Linked DNA regions of Mus musculus: region 1 is linked to region 2. A link is a loop called in an ENCODE intact Hi-C map of the cell type or tissue named here. Cell type or tissue: heart. All regions are shown on one strand. Each heading gives the region's core, and the rest is flanking DNA. Links, peaks and the distances in the headings are about the cores only. Region 1 overlaps Snd1 (staphylococcal nuclease and tudor domain containing 1). Region 2 overlaps Rbm28 (RNA binding motif protein 28).

What was found. A loop is a pair of places that touch in the nucleus more often than their neighbours do. Peaks named below come from ENCODE experiments on the same cell type or tissue, not always from the same donor. Only the 100,000 strongest peaks of a DNase experiment are listed, where the experiment ranks them.
Region 1: a loop joins it to region 2, with 2.3 times the contacts of the local background. A loop is called at or near these places in 11 of 42 quality-filtered maps.

The regions. Positions count from the first base shown.
Region 1 is chr6:28,517,932-28,523,307 of GRCm38, forward strand. It overlaps Snd1 (staphylococcal nuclease and tudor domain containing 1), which reads left to right. Exons shown (of 24, transcript NM_019776.2): 3 at 2,214-2,334. Among named protein-coding and RNA genes, the nearest start is that of Snd1, 40 kb to the left of the region's middle. In heart, for the core only: a CTCF peak has its summit at 3,150 (motif pointing left); no DNase peak of the experiment used is centred there.
Region 2 is chr6:29,140,958-29,146,333 of GRCm38, forward strand. Rbm28 (RNA binding motif protein 28) reads right to left here. Exons shown (of 19, transcript NM_133925.2): 10 at 2,597-2,706. Among named protein-coding and RNA genes, the nearest start is that of Rbm28, 21 kb to the right of the region's middle. In heart, for the core only: a CTCF peak has its summit at 2,867 (motif pointing left); no DNase peak of the experiment used is centred there; H3K4me3 peaks cover 354 bases; H3K27ac peaks cover 1,121 bases.

The sequences.
Region 1 (5,376 bases), core at 189-5,188, 620 kb before region 2:
TAGTGTGTTGTGACCACAGCTGTAGCTCTGTAAATTTTTAGGAAGTTTTTCCACTGTAGTTGTTAAAATACAGGAGGCTCAGTACTGTTGGTTCATGACCATTTTCCTTTGTGAAGTTTACAATTGGAATCATATATCAGATTCCACTTTGAGGAAGTGAGGTGATGCTAAGAATGAAAGGTGATATGCTGAGCTCTGTTGCTGTCATGTGTCTCTTTGCTTGTTGGCGCTTTGAGGAGAGAAGAGCAGGATGGATGGTCAAGAGGAGGCTGGTTTGGGTTTCTTGCCTGAGCCAAGTTCTTCTAAGAGCTGCCCACCATTGGGTTTAAATAACAGCCCTTTTGTGACTTGCATCTTCCATTGGCTGCTAGTTTCTAGAAAGTTATATGGATTTTTTTCAAAATTTCGATAAGTTTATTGAATGACCTAGTGAAAAAAGTGTCCTGGATAGAAAAGGTGATTCGAGCTTTCTTTTTCAGGCCACTAACTGACAGACTGCATTTTATTATGTGTATCCTGAATTGTGACTCAAAGGGATGACAGCAGGCAGAGCGTGAAGATTGGAATTGTAAAGGGATAAACTCCCTTTTGTACATCAACGTTTAGTCTGTGGGATGCTGTTGTGCCCCTTGGGTCCCTTCCCGTTTCTGACCTAAGGAAAGTGGGACTCTTAGGGGCCCCGAGTGTCAGATGAGGAGGAGAATGCTCCTTTTCACTGTATAGGTGTGCCTAACCTTTTGACATTGTGACACAATGTCATCTACAAAGTAAACACTTGAGAACAATGCAGTTGGGAAAAAGTCACATACACATGAAAAACATCTGAGTCTTAAGAGTCTACTGTTCTACATTGGGCAGCATTTATAGCCATGGTCAGCTACATAAAGGGTGTGGGTTGGACAGACCTGAACCATCCTAGCTGTGATGAGGTGGACAAGACCATCCCTCTGTGCATATCTCTGTGCATTATCTTGTTCATGCGGAAGCTCTATTTCCTATTATGAGATGTGTGCTGCCACCCCTTCCCCTCCTTTGCCCCCCTGCTTGTGTCTTTCCTGAATGAGTGGACAGGATGCCATCATGGCATTCATAAGGTGTCACTGCTGTCTCCCCACGGTTTTAAATAGTTGACATTTTCCCAAGTTTATTAGTAGTAGTAATAGTACTTTGTGTGTGTGTGTGTGTGTGTGTGTGTGTGTGTGTGTGTGTATGTATGTGTGTGTTTTAAGAGTATGCATGCGCCGGGCGTGGTGTGTCCCAGCACTTGGGAGGCAGAGGCAGGCGGATTTCTGAGTTCGAGGCCAGCCTGGTTTACAGAGTGAGTTCCAGGACAGCCAGGGCTACAGAGAAACCCTGTCTCGAAAAACCACACACAAAAAACAAACAAACAAACAAACAGAGCATGCATGCAGAGGCCTGAGGACTGCTTTCAGGCACCTGTCCTCTCTTTGCAAGATGGAGTTGGGGATTAGAATCAGGTTGTCAGGTTTATGCAGCAAGAGCTTTTACCTGCTAAGCCATATTACTGGCCAAATTCCAGGTTTCAGATCAGAGTAGAGGTAGAAGAGGAAACATTTTGGGGACTGTTCTGTAAACTTTATTGCTGTCCTTGAAACGGTGATGGAAATGACATAACTAAAGCTCCTGCCAGGGCAAAGATTCACTCTCAGATAGTCCCAGCACTAAAAGCTTGTCCCCGCGCCAGCTCTGCCTTGAACTGGCATTAGGGAAAATAAGGGCCTTGTAAACTGGAAGGAGACGAGCAGATGCTGTAGAAGCTATTTATGATGCTCCGCTGCTAGGTGGTTCCTGGACGCACTTCCCATTGCATGGACTGGAATGATCTATGGAAAGTAGTCCGAGCACTGGCTGGCACGTGCTAAGTGCTATAAAAACGTTGGCAAATATTGTACAAAAGTAAGCCATAACTGAGCAAGAGTGTGGAGGAGAGTGCTACTGCTGCTGTCTGGGAAGCGCCAAGGCCTGGGTTAGGGCCTGTGCTACTTAATCCAACTGCTAAACCTTTTTTAGGAGGCCCTGAGTGTGCAGTTTGTTGTGTTGTTGTTATTGTTGTGTTCTTTTCATGTCTTTGGTCTAGCGAGATTGAGGTAGGTGTCTAAATGTCTTTATTGAAGACATGAAGTTGCTTTGATGCTGGCTAGGGTCTGGAGTAGGCAGTTTTTCAGTAACACTTGCTCTGTTTTGTCTTTCAGCCCTGGGCATTTCCTGCCCGAGAGTTCCTTCGCAAGAAGCTGATTGGGAAAGAAGTCTGTTTCACGATAGAAAACAAGACTCCCCAGGGACGAGAGTATGGGATGATCTACCTAGGAAAAGGTGAGCAGCAAGAGGAATGGACTTGTTAGTTAATCTAAGGATCCGTTTTTATTGAGGCGGAAGGCCAGTATGGGCCTCCATGTCCATAGCTCTAGGACAGTTGGTATGGGAACTGTTGCTGTGTTCGTGCATACCTCTAGCAGCCCTGGTCCTTGTTCACCACTGTGCTTTCTTGGCTTGCTGTAGGGCCTATGGTTTACTGCAGCATCCTTCTTCCCATGGAGGCCACTCACCAGCTCCTTGTTGTGGGGTCAGAGTGCTAATTGAATTCCTATAGATTTCATATATTTCTTTCTGCATTCTTCTATCTATGGCTTTTTTCTTCTTTCTAGGGACTCTTTAGCAAAAGATCTGTTTGGGGACGGATGTTATTTTTAAAATCTGTCTCATGGTTTAAAATAAAATAGAATGAAAACTGGTGTTGGAATTGGATAGATGAGGTTAGAATTCTGACTTTCCTATTCTGTATCTTTTTACCTTTTGCCTATATAGGCCCTAGTTTCTTCATTTGTAAGCTTTTTGTTGTTATTGTTGTTTTCGAGACAGGGTTTCTCTGTGTAGCCTTGGCTGTCCTGGAACTCACTTTGTAGACTAGGCTGGCCTCTGCCTCCCAAGTGCTGGGATTAAAGGCGTGTGCCACCACCGCCCGGTCATTTGTAAGCTTTTGAGAGATAGCTTTAAGACTTGTAAAGCAGGGGGCTGGAGAGATGATTCAGCGGTTAAGAGCACTGGCTGCTTCCTCTTCCAGAGGTCCTGAGTATCCCAGCAACCACATGGTGGCTTACAGCCATCTGTAATGGGATCTGATGCCCTCTTCTGGTGTGTCTGAAGACACCTACAGTGTACTCATATAAATGAAATAAATAAATCTTTCTTAAAAAACTAACATGGTATATCATCATTAACTTTGTGTGAGCACACTCATGAGTGTGCGCACATAAACACTTATTGTTTAGTTAGGCCATGATTCGTAGGCTATTAGAAGTTGTGGTCTTCTTTGGATTGGATTCAGAGTGTGTAAATCTTGAGAATAGCGTTTTGAGTGGGCAGTAGGACAATGAAAGAGTTCGTTTTCTAGTTAAGAGCTAGGCATCCGTGGATAGTTTTAGAGCAGATTTTGCTCTTTATTAAGCTTTCTGTGGTTAGTTAATTAGAAGTCTTCCTAATACCATAACAACTTAGGTTATCTATTTGAGTAGTCATTGTTGACTCTAGGCCAGAATTTAAAAAATGACATCCCATTAAGGCTGAGCTATACAAGTTCTAGAAAAGTGAATTGAGAATGAGAGTGGAGCCATCTTGCCCAGTTCCCTTGCACATATGGAGGGTAGGAGAGTAGAACTTGTGGTTAGCCCACAACTTACTATAGAAAGATAAGAAAGTCTCTTGACTTTGTAGCACTGGAACTTGCTATATAGATGAGGCTGTCTTGGAACTCAGAGCCTCTGCCTTCTGAGTGCTGGGATTTCAGGTGTATGCCACTAAGGCTGCTCCTCTGACTTTTTTTTTTTTTCCCACACCCCGCTCCTCTGACTTTTGAAGATAATTATCTACCAGGTCCAGAATGTTATCAAGTTGTGACTCTCTTATTCATAATTTGATAAATATGTGTGATTGAGATCCTAGGCTTATAGATAGATATGTTTACCTTTCTTTGCTTTCTGTCTATCACATTTTGTTGCTTCCTTTGAAGGTTCAGTTTAAGAGAATGTTATTTTTCTCCTTTCATGAGAAATATTCTATGTTAGTTTTCCTGAAGAAAGTAGATCAAGGAAGGGAAAGTTTGCTTTGATTTGACAGTGTAAGGATATACATTCCATCATAGCTGGGGAAGACTTGGCAGCAGGGCCATGAAGTGCCTGGCCACGTTTCATCTCTGGTCATGAAGAAGAGAAGAGTGAATGCTGGCACTCAGCTTAATTTCTTCTTTTCCTTTTTATGTAGACAGGGACTCCTCCACCTGACAGAGCCACCCACAGCCTCGGTAGACATTCTCTTCTCACACCTCTCTGGAAACGCCTTCAAAACTACACCTGGAGTTGTGGCTCCTGGGTGATTCCACATCTGGTTGAATCACCAATTGCCGATGAATATTAACTACCACTCCCTTTGAGAACTCACTTCCTAAACGGTTCAGCATTTCAGGGTGCTCTGTAACACTTTGTGAGAGTTTTGTTGATAGTGGGCCTGGGCTTCTTTTCTCTCTTCTGACTTTTTTGCATCTCAGTACTCAACTTTTCCTCATTGTAGCATCTTTTGGCTTGACTTTCCACCTTAGAAGTCTTATTTTTTGAGGGAACCATTATAGTATTTACTAATATTAATGAAATCTATGTTTGAATTCAACAGGAACCTCAGGGCAAAGGACCAGGGGCTTAGCTGCAGAACATGAGAGCCCTTTATATAAACCTTGCCCTAAACATTTCTTGGGAGAGAAAGAAGTATGCAGTTTGCCTTTGTTGAGAATTGAGTCTTCGGGTGGCCAGGCATTAGAGGTGTGTGCATGTGTGTGTATGTATGCACATGGGCTTGTTAGTGCTTGAGGAAGTAAGGATGGAGTTAATGTGCCAGGTAAACTCTTCCAGAATAAAACTCTATGCTAATGTTACCTATCAACCAGAGCATTCCATTATAGTCTATCTGGGAGCTTGCTCTCTGCCATAGTAAAGGTTTTTATGCAGTGATAACTGCAAAGATGTCTTCCTTTATCGTTTTAGCTGACAAAGATTGAAGAGCCATACTGAGACTAAAAGTCTTTTCAGTAGAATGGCTGTGCAATTAATGTCTCGGGTACTCAGGAGGAGCCTTAATCAGGTTAAGTTCTATGTTTATCATCCTTTTCTTGCTTGTTCTGTTGGCTGCTCTGTGGAAAAAACCTAGACACTGCCCTCTTAGTCAGTCTTAAACTGGGTGTCTTCTTAGTCTTAAGTCTTGGTGTCCTTTGGAGTCTAGAATGTGCCATGGAGAGGAATTGGACTTTCTGGTGTCTGTGTGATGGCTGCGCTGAGTGCGTTTATCCGCATCTTCCTAACTCCTGCCTTG
Region 2 (5,376 bases), core at 227-5,226:
CGGCAGAAGATAATATCCTAGCTCTGGGAGATATGGTAGTCTTATATGAGAGAATTCTTTTTGAGTTTTGAGGTGTAAATATATTATGAAATAGACACCATTGCTCTCTTCAGACACACCAGAAGATGGCATCAGATCCCATTACAGATGGTTGTGAGCCACCATGCAATTGCTAGGAATTGAACTCAGGACCTCTGGAAGAGCAGTCTTAACTCTTAACTGCTGAGCCATCTCTCCAGCCCAGAGTGGAAGCAATCTTAGACAACAAATATAAACACTGAAAGCAACAGGTAGACATGGGCTGGTAACATCTGTTACTATAGCTCCTGTTGCTATACTGGGTCTGCTGGAAATAGTATTCCTGTCAAAGATTTCTATAAAGATCCCTCATTGCTTCCCCATACCATGCTTTCTGTACTGTTCAATTAGTATGAGGCAAAGTCCTTTATTAGGGACAGACAGTAGACACAAGACAAGTGGACAATTCAAATCAGGCTTACACTAAGCCCAACTAATCCAAGAGGAAGTTGCTTTATTTTTGTTCCTTAATACATATACGATCTAGAGATGAAAGTGTATGGAAGGTATGCATAGGTTATATGCAAACACTGTGCCATTTTATATAAAGAACTCGAGTACTCGCAAATTTTGGTATTTGCCATGGTCTTGAACAAGACCCAGTGGGTACTGAAGGACAAGTGTAATGAAAGAAATAAAGGATGAAGAGGTAAAAGATTTCTAACAGGCAGATTGCCTAGTCATCCCATAGCAAGAAAATCAGGCCAGGTATGGTGGTGAACACCTTTAATCGCAGCACTCAGGAAGTAGAGGCAAGCAGATTTCTGTGAGTTACAGGACAGCCTGGTCTACACAGTGAGACCCTGTCTGAAAAGAAAAGAAAATAGAAGGGGGGAGTGGGAAGGGGAGGGAGAGGGAGAGGGAGAGGGAGAGGGAGAGGGAGAGGGAGAGGGAGAGGGAGAGGGAGAGTCCACAGTATAAGGAAATCACTGTCTCAGAATCAGTGCTGGCTGGTTCAGTCTCAGCATCTCCCTAAGGTCATGGATCACGGTAGTTCTAGGCAGTAAAAAGGCTTGCTAAGAGAAACAAACTGTCAAGGAACACAGAAAAAGTATCAGAAAATTCCAGCAAGTTAGAGCCAGCAAATGACAGAACATTGAAAAAAATTAAAATTATGGTTTTAAAATGATTAACTATCAAGACTGAGGGAACAGAAAAGACGTCCAGCAAATCACTTGTCGGCTACATTGTAGAAGTGTTAATCTAAGAGATAAAAGTGAAATAGTGCCGCGCCCGCACTCTGGGTGTTCTAAGAGATTCTAGTTGTCCATTCCAGAAAAACAAACCAGAACTGAAAAAGGTCCTGAGGTGTGACCATCAGAGCTGAGGACATTTTATTACCCTAGTCACTTACCAGGCAAATAAGCCGAGCTCTCAGTGAGCCAATGTCCCTACCTCCAGGGAGCTGTTCAGTACTGCCTACATTATTTTAACTGAGTAAAGGTAAAATTGACCAAGTCTTATCTAATCAATTCCTATCAGTTGAAAAGTAAGGTTTAGAATGGAAGTTCTTAACCACGGATAAACTCTTGAGAAGCCACAAGGCCTCAGACACAGCGTTTTTCTGAGGAAAGGGCTCACAGCCCTGCTAGGGAGTCAGTGAACGATGACCTCAAGGCTTATGATGGTTTACCTCCCTGTGACTTGGCTGGGCAGAGAACCACCCCGGAGACCGAAGCCACACCCTCTAGGTATATTTGTGAGTATGTTTCCAAAAGGAGCAAGGGGAAAGATCTTCCCTAAAGGTGGGTGGTACTTCATGGTCTAGGGGCGTGGGCAAAATCAAGGATGCGGTGAGAGCAGACCGTTAGCACCAGCCACCCTTTCTCGACTTCTTGGCCCAGCATGAAGATGAGCGGCTCTGCCTGTGCTCCCATCAGAACAGACTTCATGCTCTGAGATGGGAGCAGAGTAAGCCATGCTTTCTTTATGTCAGGATAAAGCAAACACAGAGTAATGGGAAGCTTAAACAGAACGGCTGCAGTCCATGGGGTAAGAGCTTAGAAACAGGCTAATGCGATCTATGTGTATCTGTTCACACACTAATACTCAGCCCTGTGCTAGAATGAGTGCTGATCCCTCAAGAGTAACAAGCACTATGAGGATAATATTCCCGCACCACTCCTATACATAGTTTCCCTCTGACTGCTGCCATGCAACAAAGTTTCTGTCAGTTTCTATCTCTAACAAAAGCATCAAAGAAAAAAGTTCCCTATTAATTCTGAGCAATGTAGAATGATTAATGCCCATGAGATGCTATCACATTTGAAATGCAAAGGAGAACAACAAATAGAATTCATTTTCTTAAAGTAAGTAAGCAAGAGCTTTAAAGGCTGAGACAAAATTAAGGCTGGCAAAGCCATTAAATTGCTGAATTCCACGTCACGAAGGACAATCTCAAAATGTCCTTGGGCTTTTAATGGAAGCCAAGCCAGAGACAGAACAGACTGTGTACCGACCAGAACGGCATGGTTTATGCTCTTTCCTGATGTCGGGCCTGGTCAGCCGAGGGCAGTACCTTTAGAATGCTCTGTGTCTGGATGCAAGACAACTCGGACATACTTAAGATCCCCAAACTGTTGGAGGACCTCGCCAAGTGCCTCTTCTTCTGAGTCAAATGAAAGATTTCTGTGGAAGAAAAACAGGTCACACGAATTTCAGTGACAAAGCAAGACCTTGAGTTTTGATCTGAGGTATATGAATTAGACATCGACAAATGATGTCTGCCTTGTTCACATCCATTCTCCCTTCTTCAAAATAGCAGTAGCACACAAGAGCGGCCCCTAGTGGCTAAGCCTTGGTCTATCAGTCTGGCCCTATGTCCCAACCTTCCTATATCAGATTCTGTCACTTGAAAATTTAAAATTTAATAGACAAAAAAAAAGCCAAAAAAACTAAAAGCTGCAGATATAGATACATTAACTTCGAAACTGAAGTGTCACAGATACTGGAATGATACAGATATGCTATAGCATGACCTGATAATCATGTGGCTATATAAATGAAAACTTTGCTTAGCTGTACCCTTAAAGTAATACACTTTACAGAAATACCTTGTGCCTTCATTTTTTTTTTTTAAAGATGGCATCCTAGAGAAAAGACCCACAACCTCCAGCAGCGGGAATCTAAATTTCCCAGACTTTCACTGCCTACTCAAGATTTGCATCTAGACAACACCGATTCTGTGAACAAACCAGTATTCATCCAGTCTGTTCTCTTTCACTCACTGGGGCTGAAATTAGTTTTTCTTATTACAACCAGAAGTTTTCACGGGAGTCTGGTAAGAAACATGTTTTTCTTTTATTGAATTAGACATATTCCCCGCCATGTTTATATGAAATCTGGATCTCAGTTAAAATTTTCTAACGAGGGCAAAATCTTTCAAAATAACGCAAAAGAAAAACATGTTAAGATGACTAGGTCACGGTGAGATGACTAGGCAAACGGGAAGGGAGAAGGGGAGAGAGAAAGGGGGAAGGGAAAAGGAAAGAGCAGGAACCATACATTGAATATCCTTAATCTGAGAAGCTAAAGCTTTTTGTGTATTTTTAAAATGTTTAGTATGCATATACATGCATGTGCACCATGAAATGCATGTGATGATTACAGGACAATTTGTAGGAATCTAGTTCTCTCCTTCCAGCATGTAAATCCTGAATATCAAACTCAGGTTGTCAGGCTGTGTCAAGCCTTTTCGTACCAAGCCATCTCACTCAGCAGTCTGCCTACAATTTAGTAAACTAACCTGACCTAGAAAATGCAGTAGGACCTAACTCCACTCTGTATATTCCCCTGGAAACAAAAGGCGTATCTTTCTGTATTCTGGACATGACTTTAAAAGAGAAGCTAGAGGCTAGCTGGGATGTAGCTCAGTTGGCAGAGTGCTTGCTGGTGTCTTAGTTTGCTTTTTATTGCTGTGATAAAGCCATGACCAAAAGCAAGCTGGTGGGGAAAGGGTTTATTACAGCTCGCCCCTGGAACTGGAGTTGCAGACTGCTGTTGAAGGTATGAGGCCAAATCTGCTTTTGGCCTACAGAATCTCCCATGCACACCCTCCTCTCCATCCAACAGTGGCTAACTGGGGAGTTTCCCCCCAAACTCCCTACATTCCTACACTTGATAAGTACATTCCATTCAGTTCTGTGTGGTTAGCAAAGCTTTCTTTTCACTTTGGGCGGTTGTACTGCTAAGATCTGGAGTCCTCCGCCTCTGAAAACCCTGTCCACAGGTTCTAGATTCTTCCTTAGGCCCACTGGGGTCTCTCTCTTGGTGACATGAGTCTGCTGTGACCCCTTTGTCCCAGAGATCTCAAGATACATACATGAAGATGCCCAGTCTCTCAACTTAGACCCACGGGCCTCCACTGGTGATAGAAATGTTTCCTGCACCAGTAAAACACATTAATAGTGCACTTTAGCTCCCAAATGCATCTCTGCTTTCCCTTCTGCTGCTCCAAGCCCTGTGCTGTGACTCTTACACTCTCTGAACAGTCCTACATGACACTGTAAGCCTCTGCAGCATTTCAGTCTTAGGAGTACTGACTGGCAGGCACTTCGTGCTCACCAGCTGCTGGGCTGCTCATGCAGCCTACCTCACCCACACCTCCCTACAGCCCACACTGCCTGAGCCTACCTCAGCAAGGATGCTACACTCCTCAGGCCCCCACTACAGGAGGTCCCCCTTCTCCTTACCCATCAACTGCCCGCCCAGCTATACTTATTTCCACGTCAGCCCTGCCACTCTGCACAGCCCAGTCTGCCCTCCAACACTCCGTAACAACCCCGTATCTTCTCTCCAGTCTCCCTAGGAACTGCAGCTTCCTGAGCCCTATGTCTGGCTCACAGTGAGATCCTTTCCTCGCTATCTCCTCCATGAGCTGCCTGCTAAGTCTGACAGCTCTCTTGGGTCCCTCTGGGCCTGCGCAATGTCCTTCTTGGAAGTCCTGGAGCTTCTTTATGTCCATGTCTGGGCTACTGTGACCCCTACCCTTCACTCCCTCTTCTGCCACTGTGGCCCCCAGAACTTGTTCCAGCTGCAACCTAACAGCTCCTCCCTCCCCCTCACCGTTGTCTCTTCAAAAAGCTCCCTCCGTTCAGCCTGATGGCAAGCCCACTCCAATCCTAAAGCCAATTTCCCACCACCTACCGTCCAGACGCCAGCTCTCCCTCTGCTGCTACGCTACTGTTACAACTGCCTCCACTTCCTCTTCCCAGCTCCCTTCCTAAAGCCAAATTCTCCACTGTTGACTGAACTACAATACAATTTATTTATGGTTGCCTTATCAGATACCTCTCTCAT